Regions from separate parts of the Homo sapiens genome. Here region 2 is linked to region 1. A link is an interaction called in ENCODE POLR2A ChIA-PET data of the cell type or tissue named here. Cell type or tissue: B cell. All regions are shown on one strand. Links, peaks and the distances in the headings refer to the core of each region. The heading gives the core; the rest is flanking DNA.

Region 1 (2,913 bases), core at 260-2,759:
TTTTTTTGAGTTGGATCCTCGCTCTGTCACCCAAGCTGGACTGCAATGGCGTGATCTCGGCTTACTGCAACCCCTGCCTCCTGGGTTCAAGTAATTCTCATGCCTCAGTCTCCCTAGCAGCTATGATTACAGGCACTTGCCACCACCTTCAGCCTATTTTCTTAATTTCTTACTTTTTTTTTTTTTTGAGACAGAGTCTCGCTCTGTCACCCAGGCTGGAGTGCAGTGGTGTGATCTTGGCTCGCTGCAACCTCCGCCTCCTAGATTCAAGTGATTCTCCTGCGTCAGCCTCCCAAGTAGCTGGGACTATTAATTTCTTAAGTGGTGGCCAGGCGCGATGGCTCATGCCTATAATCCCAGCACTTTGGGAAGCCGAGGTGGGCGAATCACAAGGTCAGAAAATCGAGACCATCCTGGCCAACATGGTAAAACCCCATCTCTACTAAAAATACAAAAATTAGCTGGGTGTGGTGGTGCACCTCTGTAGTCCCAGCTACTCAGGAGAGTAGGACTCTCCAGCTGAGGCAGGAGAATCGCTTGAACCCGGGAGGCAGAGGCTGCAGCTAGCTGAGATCATGCCACTGCACTCCAGCCTGGGTGACAGAGTGAGACTCTGTCTCAAACAAACAAACAAAAAAATTTATTAAGTGGTGACGTTTCTACACAAAGTGAAGGGATAACCGAGTTCTGTAATTGAATTACATCACTGCTCCCTGCCCTTCTGCTCCACCGCGGTGTACCCTGGCCTGCCTTTCCCCGCTGTGGCTCCAGAGCCAGTGGTGACCCCCTGCCCAGGCAACAACAAGGAAGAGATGGGCACCTCTAGACCCCAAGATGCAAAAGTTCCTCTCCTCCCATTCACACACTCTTTTTGGCCAGCATTTCCCTGGCCGGGATCCCTCCAGCAGCTCAGTTGAAGAGCTAGCCACCTAAAAAAGATTTGCATTACAGTACAGTGTGACAAGAGCCATCGTAGAGCTGTGCACACAATATCGCTGGGGTACCAGGTGGAGTCTGGGGAATCTTTGTGAGTTAGGGATGGGTATGTTAAAGGAGTGAAGGAAAGATATAAAGTACTGAACAGGAAAGCTGCAAAGAGCAGGCCCTAGGAGCTTGAAGTCCATCATCGTCAGTAAGCCCCGCCTTGGCTTCTGTTTCTTAATGAGGCCAGACTCTCTCAGTCTGCAGATCAGAGCAAACAGAAGCCCTCATCTGTTTATAGTTTAATCCTAACCTGATCCTAGCTTGGAAGCAAAGCTTCTCTCACTTTAGCAATGACAGCTTCTCCGTACACTTTAGGACCATGGCTTTCCACCTACAAGTCCCCACAAGCACTTTTTAAAAAATGAAATTAAAGAAAATATCAGAGTGCATCCAACAGAGTAAGTATTATTTCATGAAACTTTTGATTCAGTGACATGTGTGTATGAGTCTGGGTGGTAATGTCAGATGTATTTCTTACTGAGATTTTAAAAGTTAAACTTTAAACGTTTAAAGGAAAACATCTGTTCATCAAATATTAAGTATGATCAGAAACTGTATCTTGTTCTAGGGTAAAGAAAAGAGCAAGACTTGGCTCCTTCACTTAGGAAGCTGTGAATCTGGGGGCGAAAAGACAAACATACCGCTAGGACAGGATGTGAAAACCACACTGACAAAGTGGCGTCAGGGTGCCTGGAGTTGGGAGGAGGAGCCAGCACCTTCCAGGAACCCCAGTGCCCCTGGAGGAGGTGGTGTGTGGGCTGGTCCTGAAGCGGGCTGCAGGAGGAAGCGTGTTCTCGGAGGGGATGGGGGCGTGGATGGACAGCTGTAGCCTGGTGTGGGAATCCAGGGCAAGGGGCTGCTGGACCAGGCTTGGGCAGAGGTGCCAGGAGGGACACAGGGGCAATGATGACAGGGAGGAAACGATCAAAGCGGACCAGATATTGACTTTATCTTGTGGGAGATGTGGGAGATATATATGTGTGTGTGTGTGTATACACCACACACACACACACACACACACACACACACACACACACAGTGGCACAATCTCAGCTCACTGCAACCTCCGCCTTCCAGATTCAAGCAATTCTGCTGCCTCAGCCTCTCCCGAGTAGCTGGGATTACAGGCACCTGCCACTATACCCGGCTAATTTTTGTACTTTTAGTAGAGGCAGGGTTTCACCATGTTGGCCAGGCAGGTCAGACATGTGTGATATTTTTTGTTGTTTCAAAAGGGGATGACAATGGGAGGCAGCGACTTGAGGGCCAAATGTTGCATTTGTCCTCGTTTCAAGGATTTTTTGGGTTTATCTGAACATTCGTCCTGATTAAAACTTAGGATGCCGTGAAGCAGTGGTCTGATAGGAATTCTCCATGTTTTCATTTTGTTCATGTTTCCTGCTTGCCCTCCAGCTAGACCCAGCGTTGGTATGTGGCCACCTTCCTTTCCCACAAAGCCTTTTTGCTTTCCTATTTTTTCTCATTATCCCCACTGTGCACCAACTCCAGCTGCGGAAGGGACCCAGAAGGGGAGAAGTGTTTTCTTCTAACACCTCTCCTCACCCCTGGGGGCTACAGGCAAGCTGGCTTTAGAAAGAGACAGCAGGGCTGAGAACTTGCTTTTCAGCTCAGCAAACAGGGAGTGGCTTAGAAAGTAGAGACAAAAGAGAAAAGCAAAAACAACTAAAGGAGCAAACGTTTTGTGCAAAAACATTTTTTAGTCGCAGATCCAGAATATAGAGTCTGCCTTCTCCTAGGTAATCTCTTGGAGCCCAGTAATTGAAAGGGGTGGCAAATATCCAATATCTAAATGTAGCTGTCTAAGGGCTAAAGTTAGGGACTGGAATTTACCAACCTCACCCCAGCCTCATTGTGGACTTCTTCCTTCCATGATGTTCGCCTTGACTTGGAACTCTTATATTAAGAGTC
Region 2 (2,913 bases), core at 279-2,778, 270 kb before region 1:
TCATTTCATTTTTCTTCCTACTAGTTTGAAACTTATGCATTTATTTTCTATTTTTTAGCACTTACCTAAAATTACTCTGTAATCCATGGATCCTTAATTTATTTAAAAAACTAATGTTAATGAGTAGCTTTATTTTCCTCCCATCTAATTTAAGGCCCACAGAACACCTTCACTTACCTCAATCCTCTCCCAACTTACATGCTTTTAATGTCATATATGTTAATACCGTATACTTTTAAAACTTTCTAAAATAGCATTATTTTATAGCATGAGTGTTCATTTACATTTTTGCATATATTTAGAATTTTCTTTGCTCTTCGTTTCTTCTTCTATTTATGACTCCCCTCTGGGATCATTTTCCTTCTACTTGAAGTACATAGTTTAGAACTGCACTATTCAATACAGTAGCCACTAGCCATGTGTAGCTATTGAAGTTTAAACTAAGTAAAATTGAGTAATATTAAAAACTCAGTTCCTTCATCTCACTAGCCACATTTCAAGTGCTCAGCAGCCACATGTGACTAATGACTACTGTACAGCAAACATATAGAACATTTCCATCATGGCAAAGAGCTCTATTGATAGTGTTCATCCAGAGTTTCTGTTCCAGGACCAAACTGAGGGTTGGGCTGCTATTTCTCATGGCCCAATAACAAGATGCAGATGAGCTGGGGAGGAAGAGAGTTTTTATTTCTGCAACCAGTTACAGGGAGAAGGCCTGGAAATCATCACCAGGCCAACTCAAAATTATGACATTTTCCAGAGCTTATATACCTTCTAAGCTATATGTCTACGTGTAAGTGTGCATTCACCTGAAGACGTAAGTGATTAACTTCTTTTAATCTGTAACTAAGGTCTGAGTCCGGAAGATCTTCCCCTGGAGCCTCAGTAAATTTACTTAATCTAAATGGGTCCAGGTGCTGGGGTAATTACCCTTATCTTGTCCCCTGCTAAATCATGGAGGTTTGGGGAGTTCCTTTAGAGCACCAATAAACTTGTTTGTGGAGGCCTGGGGAGTTTCTTCAGACCCACAATAAAACTTGTTTAATCCTAAATGGGTCCTGTTAAGAATTCCTTCTTTATTTTGTCATATTTTAAGGCCCAGAAAAGGCCTGGGCAAAACTCTTGATGGGCTTTTGTTACATTCCAGCCTTTGTATAAGAACACTGGTTTTTAATATTTAACTTAACCATTTAGTCAGTACTGAAACAGTTGTTATAGAGATCTGCATTAGTGAGACCTGGCCTGCCACATTTCCTTTTCTGAAGATCTTATGGTAGTGATCACCTTTGTGAAAGGAAAATAAATCTTGGGACCTCAAAATCACTAAGCCAAAGAAAAAAGTCAAGCTGGGAAGAATCTGACACTTAAATCCAACACTGCTAACTCATTCATCTCACTCATTCATTCATTTTATTTTCTTTTTTCTTTCTTTTTTTTTTTTTTTTTTTGAGACGAAGTCTTGCTCTGTCACCCAAGCTGGAGTGCAGTGGATCTCAGGTCACTGCAACCTCCACCTCCCGGGTTCAAGCGATTCTCCTACCTCAGACTCCTGAGTAGCTGGAATTACAGGCACCTGCCACCACGCCTGGCTAATTTTTATATTTTTAGTAGAGACGGGGTTTCACCATGTTCATCAGGCTGGTCTCGAACTCCTGACCTCGTGATCCGCACCCCCCTCGGCCTTGTTTGCTTGAGGTACTGTCTAGATGCTGGAACTGAAAATGGCAAGCAAGACATCCCTACCCTTGAGGAAACTGTAATCTAGTCGGAAATACAGATGTCAACCCAAGTTTCACACAAGAAAATGTACAAAAACCCCTAGGACAAATGCTATGACGGAGAGGTGCTCAGCACTCAAGGGCTTTTATTGGGGATGGAAGTGACTCTTGAACTGAGATCTAGGAAGATATGGTGGTTAACTAGCTCTAGGGTGGGGAGAGTCGCTTTCTCCTCTCTTTTGAGGTCATAATCAGTTTCTGTTATTAATGGTAGAACAAGCAAAAAAAAGGAAAAAAGGCAGAGCAATGAGGACCTCTTGGGGAAGGTTGTGTCTCTGTATCTGGAAGGTTAATTTCTCTCACAGACACCTTATTTGTGCACCTTTTCAGTCATGCTCTCCTTCCACATGAGAGGAAAAGCATCACTGCCCCAGAGGCACAGAGAGCTCAAGACACCAATCTCTCTTTCCTGCCCCCATTCTCTGGCATACACAAAGCCAGTTTCCAGTCATAACAAATGAAACAAATTATTCATGACAGGCTATTTGCAAGGTGATGCTTTGGGCATACCCAGGATATTCTACCACTCCAAACTCCTTCCCTGGAAATTTGAGAAGTTAAGCTGACTACTGGTCCTTAGACAGCCCAGAGCACTGCTTGGACCCTGTTTGCTCTCTCATACAATAGCCATCCTCATCCCCATCTCTATACCATTCTTACCAGAAAAGAATAGCCAAAAAATTAAGGTTTTGTTTTTGTTTTCTTGAGGCAGCGTCCTGCTTTGTCACCCAGGCTGGAATGAAGTGGTGCAATCAAGGTTCACTGCAGCTTTGACCTCCCATGCTCAAGTGATCTTTCCACCTCGGCTTCTTGAGTAGGTAGGATTACAGGCACGCACCGCCTGTCGCCTTTTTTTTTTTTTTTTTTTTTTTTTAGAGATGGGGTCTCACTATGTTGCCCAGGCCAGTTTTGAAATCCTGAGCTCAAGTGATCTTCCCACCTTGGCCTCCCAAAGTGATGAGATTACAGGTGTGAGCCACTGCAGCCAGCCAAAAACAAGGAGGAAAAAAAAGCAAGGTTTCTTATTCGTCTTCCCTCATTTACCCATGAGTTGTGGTCAGTCTAAAATCCACCAAGGTAGAATTAGGAGATGGGAGAGTCATGAGCTCTTCTCAGTATTTCAAAAAGTCAG

What was found. Peaks named below come from ENCODE experiments on the same cell type or tissue, not always from the same donor. Only the 100,000 strongest peaks of a DNase experiment are listed, where the experiment ranks them.
Region 2: POLR2A ChIA-PET joins it to region 1 with 5 read pairs; 5 of 35 experiments call an interaction of 5 or more read pairs at or near these places.

What each region holds. Positions count from the first base shown.
Region 1 is chr2:112,630,030-112,632,942 of GRCh38, reverse strand. No RefSeq gene overlaps it. Among named protein-coding and RNA genes, the nearest start is that of SLC20A1-DT, 13 kb to the left of the region's middle. RefSeq lists an enhancer at 1,776-2,293. In B cell, for the core only: no CTCF peak of the experiment used is centred there; a DNase peak (open chromatin) is centred at 1,752; H3K4me3 peaks cover 547 bases.
Region 2 is chr2:112,899,897-112,902,809 of GRCh38, reverse strand. All of the region lies in intron 2 of LOC124906068 (a long non-coding RNA gene), which reads left to right. Among named protein-coding and RNA genes, the nearest start is that of IL37, 9.8 kb to the left of the region's middle. In B cell, for the core only: no CTCF peak of the experiment used is centred there; no DNase peak of the experiment used is centred there.